Regions from separate parts of the Homo sapiens genome. Here region 1 is linked to region 2. The links are chromatin loops, found by intact Hi-C in ENCODE. Cell type or tissue: PC-3. All regions are shown on one strand.

Evidence for each region. Hi-C counts contacts between places; a loop is a spot of excess contacts. Peaks named below come from ENCODE experiments on the same cell type or tissue, not always from the same donor. Only the 100,000 strongest peaks of a DNase experiment are listed, where the experiment ranks them.
Region 1: it touches region 2 in a loop (3-fold over the local background); 5 of 110 quality-filtered maps call a loop at or near these places.

The regions. Positions count from the first base shown.
Region 1 is chr13:59,457,435-59,462,434 of GRCh38, reverse strand. No RefSeq gene overlaps it. Among named protein-coding and RNA genes, the nearest start is that of DIAPH3-AS1, 550 kb to the left of the region's middle. In PC-3, a CTCF peak has its summit at 2,239; a DNase peak (open chromatin) is centred at 3,414; H3K4me3 peaks cover 793 bases; H3K27ac peaks cover 2,173 bases.
Region 2 is chr13:59,531,555-59,536,554 of GRCh38, reverse strand. The region is part of intron 1 of LOC107984625 (a long non-coding RNA gene); the gene reads left to right. Among named protein-coding and RNA genes, the nearest start is that of DIAPH3-AS1, 480 kb to the left of the region's middle. In PC-3, no CTCF peak of the experiment used is centred here; DNase peaks (open chromatin) are centred at 2,754 and 4,624; H3K4me3 peaks cover 561 bases; H3K27ac peaks cover 1,735 bases.

The sequences.
Region 1 (5,000 bases), 74 kb after region 2:
ATGGTGAAAACCCCGTCTGTACTAAAAATACAAAAAATTCCGCCAGGTGTGGTTGCGGGTGCCTGTGGTCCCAGCTACTCGGGAGGCTGAGGCAGGAGAATGGCGTGAACCTGGGAGGTGGAGCTTGCAGTGAGCTGAGATGGCACCACTGCACTCCAGCCTGGGCGACAGAGTGAGACTCTGTCCCAAAAAAAAAAAAAAAAAAAAAAGTTTGAGGTCAGCCTGACCAACATGGTAAAACCCCGTTTCTACTACAAATACAAAAATTAGCTGGGCATGGTGGCTGGCACCTGTAGTTCCAGCTACTCGGGAAGCAGAGGCACAAGAATCACTTGTGCCTGGGAGGTGGAGGTTGCAGTGAGCCGAGATCACACCACTGCACTCCAGCCTGGGTGACAGAGCAAAACCCTGTCTCAAAAAAACAAAAAAACAAAAACAAAAACAAAAAACCCCAGAAAATTAGATTATCAATTGAGTTATTTAACCAGGAAAAGAAAAATGGACACATACAATTACCTGATATTTTTTTGGAAATTTTCAAAACCAGTTGTATACATCCTCAGAAAAGAGAAAAGAAATAAGAATTTGCATTGAAGTAGCAGTATTTTATTTGGTATAAAGAAGAGTTTGGAGTCTCTAAAGTCTGAGAATTGTGTATGGGGGAAGGTTACAGAATAACATATCTAGACATTTTTATAAAATGAAGCACCTTCTTTGAAGGACTTTAATCAGTCAAGATTTGAGTTCCTATTATGTTCAAGGCACTGGGTGGGTGGGTACTGGGACTGCTGCAGTGGCAAGATATGGTAGCTACACATAAGACAGGAAACAGATGTGCAAATAGATAACATAATACAATGGAATGAGGACAAGAGTGGAATTGTGATCTCAATGTGGGAGATCAGAGGAATTCACTTTGTCCTGGGCAGTTAGGGGAATCTTCAGAGAAGACTTAATATGAGCGTCGAAGGATAAGTAAGAGATGGCCTGAAGAAGTTTGCTAGCATTCACTTTAGCGAGTGTTATTTACCGTTACATGATAAGGGTAATAAAAGAACATGCCCTGTGGAATCTAACACTCCTGAGTTCAGTTCCTTGCTCCACCACTTTCTTCTTCTTCTTCTTTTTTTTTCCCTTGAGAGACAGTCGCCCAGGCTGGAGTGCAGTGGCATGATCTCGGCTCACTGAAACCACCACCTCCAGCGTTCAAGCGATTCTCATGCCTCAGCCTGCAGCGTAGCTGGGATTACAGGCGCGCACCACCATGTCTGGCTAATTTTTGTATTTTTTCGGTAGAGACGGGGTTTCACCAAGTTGGCCAGGCTGGTCTCAAACTCCTGAGCTCATGTGATCCACCTGCCTCAGCTTCCCAGAGTGCTGAGATTACAGGCGTGAGACACCGTGCTCGGCCGACTTTCTGATGGCATAGTTTGGGCATACTATTTAATCTCTCTCTGAGCCTATACTTTCTCTTTTGAATAACAACATGGTATGCTCCATGAGAAAATAAATGAGATAAATGAGAAAACAGTAAACACATGCCTTTGAGTCTTATAGATATTTCTGTACATAATGTCAACAAATTTAGGGTCTAACTGATATCATAATTACACTCCTGAACACATTATTTGGAACAAAGCCGCTCCTTTTATAAGCGCCCACATTCTTTGCTTGATCCCACTGTTCAAAGATTTTTGTTCATTTTCTGTTCTAGATTTTCCCTTACAACACTTGTACTGGATTGAATTCTGTCCCCTACAAAATTCATGTCCATACAGAACCTCAGAATATGACTTACTTTAGAAATAGCGTCTTTGCAGATATAATTAATTATATTAAGATGAAGTCATGCAGAATTAGTGTGGGCTCTAAATCTAGTATGACTTGTGCCCTTATAAGAGAGGGGAAGACACACAGGGTCACAGGGAAGAAGGCCATTTAAAGAGAGTAGCAGAGAAAGGACCCAGGCTGCCACAAGTCACAGAATGCCAAGGATTGCTGACAACCACCAGAAACTTCAAGAGGCAAGGAAGGACTCTTCCCTAGGCTCTGAAGGGCCTTTGGAGGTAGCATGCCCTTGCTGATGCTTTGATTTTGGATTTCTAGCCTCTAATACTATAAGAGAATAAATTTCTTTTTTAGGCTACCCAGTTTTTGTTACTTTGTTATAGCAGCCCTTGGAAACTAATACAACATCTATACGCCATCTACCTTCCATTTAAAGTCATGACTTAATTCTGAAGGCATGTAGTGGCTTTGTAACATGTTGAACTGACAGGGCTGTGCTGCATTTCCTAGAACCCCCTTCTCTGTCTGTTTCTAATTAAGCTGTGCCACAAGATACATTTTTGTGCAAGCTTTGGGGGCACAAACTCTAACAGCAGCCATATTTTTTTTATGCTTAGAATATTGAGGTAGGGCCACCGGGTGCTTTTGTGGTTCAAATACCTTGCTCCTCATCTGCCTGCTCACCTCATTGGTGTTTAAGGCAGCAGCCTCACCTGCAATTGCTGTGCCTTCCCCTGCATCCTTTTTCAGCTTCTTTGACTCCTGGCCCAGGTGTGTATTTACCTCAGTGAAGAAGAGTCCATCTTCTCCTGCAGGAGACAGTGAGAAACTGACATGGTTTGAGCTTTTCCTTGTTCTCTCTACTTGATTTACATCCACCCATTCCTTCCAGACTGCCTGCCCAGCAGACATCAAGCTCCAGCATCAAATGCAAAGACAATGGCCTTGCAGACACTGTTTTACCAGCTCCCTCAATTTTCTAAAGTCAAATCTCTATAATAAATTGCTTCTCTAATTAGACCCTCACAGATGTAGGTACTCAGGGCCCCATAGCTTGGTCCTAAGTTTTCAGACAAGATCATTTCTCCCTGTCTACAGATGAGACAGCTATAATTTAAAAATCCTTGCACCCAAAGTTCTCAAACATACCAGGTGAAATGCCAAGTGGTGTTTTATGTGAACTTACTTTTGTGGTTTTCAGCCTCCAGTGAATTTAGTGGCTCAGCATAAAGATCTCTCACTTCCTCTCCCTCATGTTTGTGACACTTCTTTCCCTTGCTCTGCTGCCACAGACAAAGAAAATTACAGGCAGCTCCTACTGTTCCCTTCTTCGACTCCCACCAGGAGCAGTAGGCTCCAGGGTTCACATTCTGTTTTACAAAGGCTTTTTCAGCCATCGTTCGGGAAGACCTTGGCTCGACTGTCAGCAGGAACCGTGGCTATCTGCAGCTGGAGCCTCAGAGGAGAGGCCCTGACTCCACAGTGGCAACCCTTCCCTTCAACCTTGTCGTAGTTCTCTTTCCCGAGAGCCAGACAATGTAATCTGAGACATCCTGGTGCTGATGGGAAGAAGATGAATCACAATGCAATGGGCGTTGGATTTTTTTTTTTTTTAAAGCTCTCATTTCCTTTGTGCGTAAAAGCTGGACATGACATTTGCAACTGGCTCTACCAGGCAGTTCTCCTTGTGCCAGCACCAAGTATACTCTCATAATATGGCCCACAGTGAAAGCTTCATGCAATTGTAATGAAGATCCTGTAGCCAGAATGAATGACTCCATTCACTGCAAACATAGAACTTGCTATGGATGTTCAATTACATTTGATGTCTCCTGGATAGCGTAGAAGGGGAGGTGAACAGTGATGTCAGCTTGGACGAAGACAGGTTAGAATAAGCAAAAAGGGGACTTGCTGTTCTCATTTCTAGTCAGCATGCCAGTAGAATGGTGTCTGTAACCTGGCACTCTGTTCTTAATAGGTTATTGATAATGGTCTTTATTCATTTTTAGAGGACTCTTCCATAGCTCCAGTTGTCCCCCAACCCAGCCCCAACTCAATGTCTCTAAGTTGCCATATTTCTGTGACTTGATTTACCCTATTCTTTCTGCAAGGATATTTCTTGCCTTTTCTGTACTTCAAGAACTCCTGCTCATGTTTTGAGAACTAGCTGAAACATTCTATCATTGACATCTTCAGAGAAACGGAACTTTTTCTACTGTGTTCCCAGCATCTTTTAAGAATCTTTATTATAATCCACAGTCCAAATCACATAATTATTTACTTACCTGTCTAGTATCTAAACTTCTTGTGGACTTGACTGATTCATCAGAACCTAGAACAGTTCCTGGAACTAATGTGGAACTAATAGCTTTTCTTTTTTGAAGAGAATTGGATAATATTGAGAAGAGAGTGATTGGCTTGGCTAAAGAACATTAAATTAGCATTTTGAGTATCTGGATTGTAATCCCCAATTCTGTTACTATCCATATGACCTTAAGGGTTTTAAATGGCTGGTCAGGGTTGAGTGACACTGACTAGTGAAGCAAGTCTCAATTTCTTTTGCCTTGATGTCTTCATTTGCTAATTGGTGGATATGATAATCACCCTTGCTAACTCATGGGTTTGTCTTAAGAATCAAATGAAACACAAAATATAAAAATGTCCCTGTTCCCCCCATCAATAGAGCATAGAGCAATGCCAGTTATTTTCGTTAACGCTTTTATAAGATCTTCAGAGGTTCAGGGATGGACAGGCTCCTTGTAACCTGGGGCTCTTCTCTCTGATGCTGGGCTGTTAGAACAGGCTGACCTGGACTAAGGACTTGTTCCTCTGACCTGTGATTGGTGGAAAGAGTCCCAGTGAAGGCCATTGGCTTCTGAGATTTAGGTGAATGAACTTTGTTATGTGGCTTGTTTGTTGTGGGCTTTCTGCCTGCCTCCCCAGGCTCCTAACAGGTGATATACACAGTAAAAATACTAGTGACCACTTGGAAGACACGAGTTTGAAATCACGAGTTAGTGAATGGGCTGAATTCCCTGGGAACAGTCATTCAATCAATAAATATTTCTTAGGCAGCTATGGAAAGAGCTATTGAGGGACATTATAGATTTTTCAGAGATCTTTACAAGGAAAGAGATTCTCATTGGTCTGGGATGGACCAGGGCTTCTCTTATTTGAGGCTGTTTTTACCTCCTCCTCAGGTATGAGCTGGC
Region 2 (5,000 bases):
TTGGGAGGCTGAGGCAGGAGAATCACTTGAACCCAGGAGGTGGAGGTTGCAGTGAGCCGAGATTGTGTCATTGCACTCCAGCCTGGCGACAGAGCCAGACTCTGTCTCAAAAAAAAAAAAAAAAAAAAAAAAGGCATTTTATAATCAAACTCCCACTTATTTGTGGAAACATCAAAATCAAAGCGATTGAATGAACTCATGGAGATATAGAGTAGAAGAATGATTACCAGAGGCTGGGAAGGGTTGTTGGCGGTTGGTTGGGGGGAAGTGAGGATGGTTAATGAGTACAAAAACATAGAATGAGTAAAACCTAGTATTTGATAGCACAACAGGGTGACTATTGTGAATAATAATTTAATTGTACATTTTAAAGTAGCTAAAAGAATATAATTGCATTGTTTGTAACAGAAAGGAAAAATGCTTGATGGGGTGTTTACCCCATTTCCTCTGATATGATTATTATGCGTTGCATGGCTGTATTAAAGTATCTCATGTACCCCACAAATATATACACTTACTATGTACTCACAAAAATTAAAAATTAAACTCTACATAGGACTTTTGCACTTTCAGTAAGACAAGAACAAAAGAGAAGTCCCCCTTTCCAAAAACCATCTCAATTTGCTCTTTTTAAAGTAAGAATGTGTTGATATAAAGTTTGGAAGACAATAAACCTACTATCAATGGCATATTTTGCTATAAAAGCTAAGCCCAGAGCAAATGTGAGAATAAACTCTGGCAACTTTGATCAACGAATACTAATAATGTTGTATGTTTATAAGTGTTTTCAATATTTCTAAACTTCTTCTACTTCTTTCATATCATTTGATAGTAACAATCCAGTAAGGCAGTAGAGAAGACAGAAATGTTATTCCTACTTGAAAATAAGAAGCAAAGAGACAGGGAGCTTATAGGGCTTCCTCAACATCAACTGACTAGTTAGTGGAAGAGCAGAGGAGGTAAAGCTCACCTGCAGTCCCTGTGTGTTTCCCTCAACACAAGATACTGTCCGTTCATATTCACTTAGGCTGTTGACAATAATCATGGCTACAGAATGGATGGTAGAACAATCTCCACAGATAGTAAGGATGAATAGATTGTGCTATAATCGATCAGGTGTGGTGACTCATGTCTGTAATCCCAGCACTTTGGGAGGCCGAGGCGGGTGGATCATTTGAGACCAGCAGTTCGAAATCAACCATGGCCAAAGTGGTGAAACCCCATCTTTCCTAAATATGCAAAAATTTTGGAGTGGTTGCCCACGCCTGTAGTCCCAGCTACTAAGGAGGTTAAGGGAGGAGAATCACTTGAACTTGGAAGGTGGAGGTTGCAGTGAGTCGAGATCATGCCACTGCACTCCAGAGTGAGACTCTGTATCGGAGGAAAAAAAAAAAAGGTTGTGCTGTATTCTGCTTATTTCATGGCAGTTGTCATTTGTCTATAGCCATAGCCTGGGAAACTTTCAGCTCTAGTCATCCAGATTATTTTGTGGGGACTGTTTTCAATTAACATTGTAACACTGGTCCTTTGTTACATATTGTTTTTCCACAAATTGTGATGGAATCAACTCTGTATGATCAGTTCTGTATTTCCACATCTTTTCAAGGCGTTTAGCCAAGAAGGAAATCTCGTTTGTTGTCATGGAAAAAATTTGATTCCCACAGAGGCATCGCACCTGTAATTCTGGTCTTTTCATTATAGCCTCAGATAAAAAATATCACCTTATCCTTTCCAACACAACTCTCGAAATAGCTATGTATTCTTTTATAAAACCTTTTTACTTTGTTGAGTTTCCTTCTGAGACTTCCTGATTTTCAATGATTCTACTCTGGATGGTTGAAAATGCTAAAACATTTTTCTTTTTCATCAGATCTGTTCTCTTCAAATCCCTCTGTTGCCTTTCCAAACCACATTTAAACTTTGTGAGTTTTTTTTTTCTTTAAGATTTCTATCAAACTAAATTTTTAAACCAATCAAAAGAAATAATAACTATAATACAACTCCTCAATTTTCAGCAATAAATAATTCTGGCAACAAGAAGGAAAAGAAAATTAAACTACTGAATGCATTTTCATACCATGCTGGGAAGAACAGCTATAGAAAATTATTAGATTCTCCTCTATAAATGTCTTAGTACAGAACCTGGCATTTTGCTAAGTTTTTTTAATCCCCCCAAAGGATGTGAATTATCTAGGCAAAAATGTTTATAGAGGTAAATGAGAACCAGATAGTTTATAAATAGAATAAGAAAGGGAGCCAGGGAGGGAAGGAAGAAGGGGAGGGGAGTGGGAAAGGATCAGGGGGAAGAAGAGGGAGAGTGTGAGAGGGAGTGAGAGAGAGGAAAAGATTGGAGAAAGAAAAATCTGCCCAGCACAAGCTGGTGCCTTGCAGTAGTCTGACATGATACTGGGTAGTAGAAGGATCTGGCAGGATAAGATTCTTCTACTGTAGATGAAGCAGGAAGCTCTGAAACTTTCCAATTTCTTTAGAACAACATGGGATAGATCCTATAGTTCTTCTATTGTCCCAAGGACTAGGACCTGACATATAAGGAACAACCACAGAACCATTCACTTGTAATAGTAAAATTGAATTTTAATTCTTGTTCTATTTTATAAATGCACAATTTATTGAACAAAATGATCAATGCACTCCACAATGCATTGTAAATATTTCTATAGGCAGTTGTAAAGGATATTATCTCTTGAGACAAGTGCTTCTGGTATTTTCTATAAATGTGGCTGGGGTCAAGACCTGTTGGTCTTGACTCACTGGTATTTTATGCTGTTACAGGAAGTCTGGGGCAGGTGGGGGATGGCTTAGTAAACATTAGTTCTTTCTGAATCAACAGGAATATTGAACGTGATATCTGAATACTCAGGTTAGAATGTTATTTCACTTCTGTCAGTCTCCCATTAGCAGCGACTGATTGCAATAAGCTCTAGATTTTCAGAAGTACTATATGGAAAATGCCATAAATCAGAAATTAAGACGAAGTGCAATTTGACAAAAGTACATTACAATTAGCATTAACTTTATTGATTGGTCTATAACAGAGAACTGTTTACCAATGCAATCTAGATGCATCTGCTCTTCTATAACTGCTTATTTAGGTGGAAGTTTATGAGTTTTCTATGCAAAGTGTCTTGCCTTAAATCTCTTTTTCTTTCATGCTAGTAAATAGAAGTAAGAAGCTTTCTCCCTTATAAATACAGACCAGAAAGAGGTCGATAGAATGCCAGTTCTATGTTTTTCAAGATTAATAGATGTTAATAAAATGAAGTGATAAAATTGCTAATTGGATTCAGAAGGTAGAACTGTGGCAAGAAATACTTTTTAAAGGGTTTTTAAAAATTGTGATTTTTATTGGAAGGAGGTGGATGGGAAGATACTCCTTATGTTGGGATCTGGAATGGCCTAATTATCTTTGGAAAGTCCCTGTTTTACTTAATTCTGTATTCATATCTTCCTTACAGTACTCAGTTTTCTTAGATTTTCTTCTCTCTTGCAAAATGAGAGGGTTCAAAATTACTTAATTTCAATTGATGCCATTGTCTCTGGAAAGCTGCAAAAAGGCATCAGACAGCAATTATGCATTTACTATTTTATTGTTAGTGTCATGTACCTTCCAAATGGAACTGCTACAAATAAACATTTCATATTTGTCAGCCTTCACAATGTTACGGTGGTAATATCAACTGGGTCTACCTTTGTACATGGGTGTATATCTGTACATATGTCTTTCTAGAAAAGAATATTCAGTACATGCTTGGAGAAATTTTAATAAAAAATAGTTATAACATCTAAGAGTACAAGAAAACACACGTTTAGTTTTAGGCCTATTGCAGAGATAATTTGAGGCCTAAAAATTGTAAGCCTTTCATTAACACATTTATTTGTAGAGAAAATTTGTCTCTGAATATATAGTGGATTGAAAATTCCTGGACAGTGAATGAGTCATATGTCTTGGTATTTGCCGTAGCAACTAATAAGCCTGAGTAATTTACCTGGTAATCTGTAATCTTGCTTCAAAAAAGTATTTAAGGTAGATTACTGTAGAAGCCACACATAGAGTTGCAAAAGACAAAAGAAAAGAATTAAAATCTTTTAGGAAAGAGAATGACATTCTCCAACCTGGGCTAATATTGAATTCTGCAATTTTAGCTTTGAGTTTCCTGGAAAATAAGACAAGAAGTAAAACATGATGGATAAATATTTATCATTATCAAATGTAAGAAAGTAAGTCATTTTGACAAGAACAACAAGCTTTTACTGATAAAAGAATGTGAAATGAATTCATATGGAACTGTAGAAGGAGAATATTGAGCTACATGAAGTGTAGCTTGAAGACCAGATTTTTAAAAAGCGGAAATGTTTTTGGTATAAATATTTCTTATATTGATATTTGAAAAAAAAACTCTGCCTGCTTAATATTAAAATATAAGTCAGCAGTCATCATGAACAAAAATGTTACGTGGAAAGATTGTCATATCCTAGAAATTAGATGGCGGCCTAGAGAGTTACATAAACAAAGAATAGCTGGAAAGAGTTCAGCATAGCAAAAGCAGCTACAAAAATAAACTCGGGCAAAAGCTGTGCTGAACAAAAGCTTCACCCTGGCAAGCCGCCAAGGGAAGTTACTCAAACTGGGCAGAGCCTTTCCTGAGAAACCTCTGCCTCCTGGTCGGGAAGTTTTCCCTTGAAATCCTAAGCTTTTCTGGTCGTTTTATCTAAGAATTCTGCCTAGAGTAACAGTTATTAGGTTCTACCTCACTTAGCATACTGTGATCTTGACATCAGGGCAAGGAGCTCGCTCTTATCTCAGTGCATCTGCACAGTCAACTTCCTCAGTTACAAACCCCTCCTACCTACCCTCAGCCCCTGCTGGGCCCAGTATCTACTTAACAGTTCACACGTAGCCTCTGCTTAACTACTGCTTCCTTCAGGAAGTCTTCCCAAATCTGAGTAAGTTGTCCCCAGGTCGGTGATTCTCATGCCTG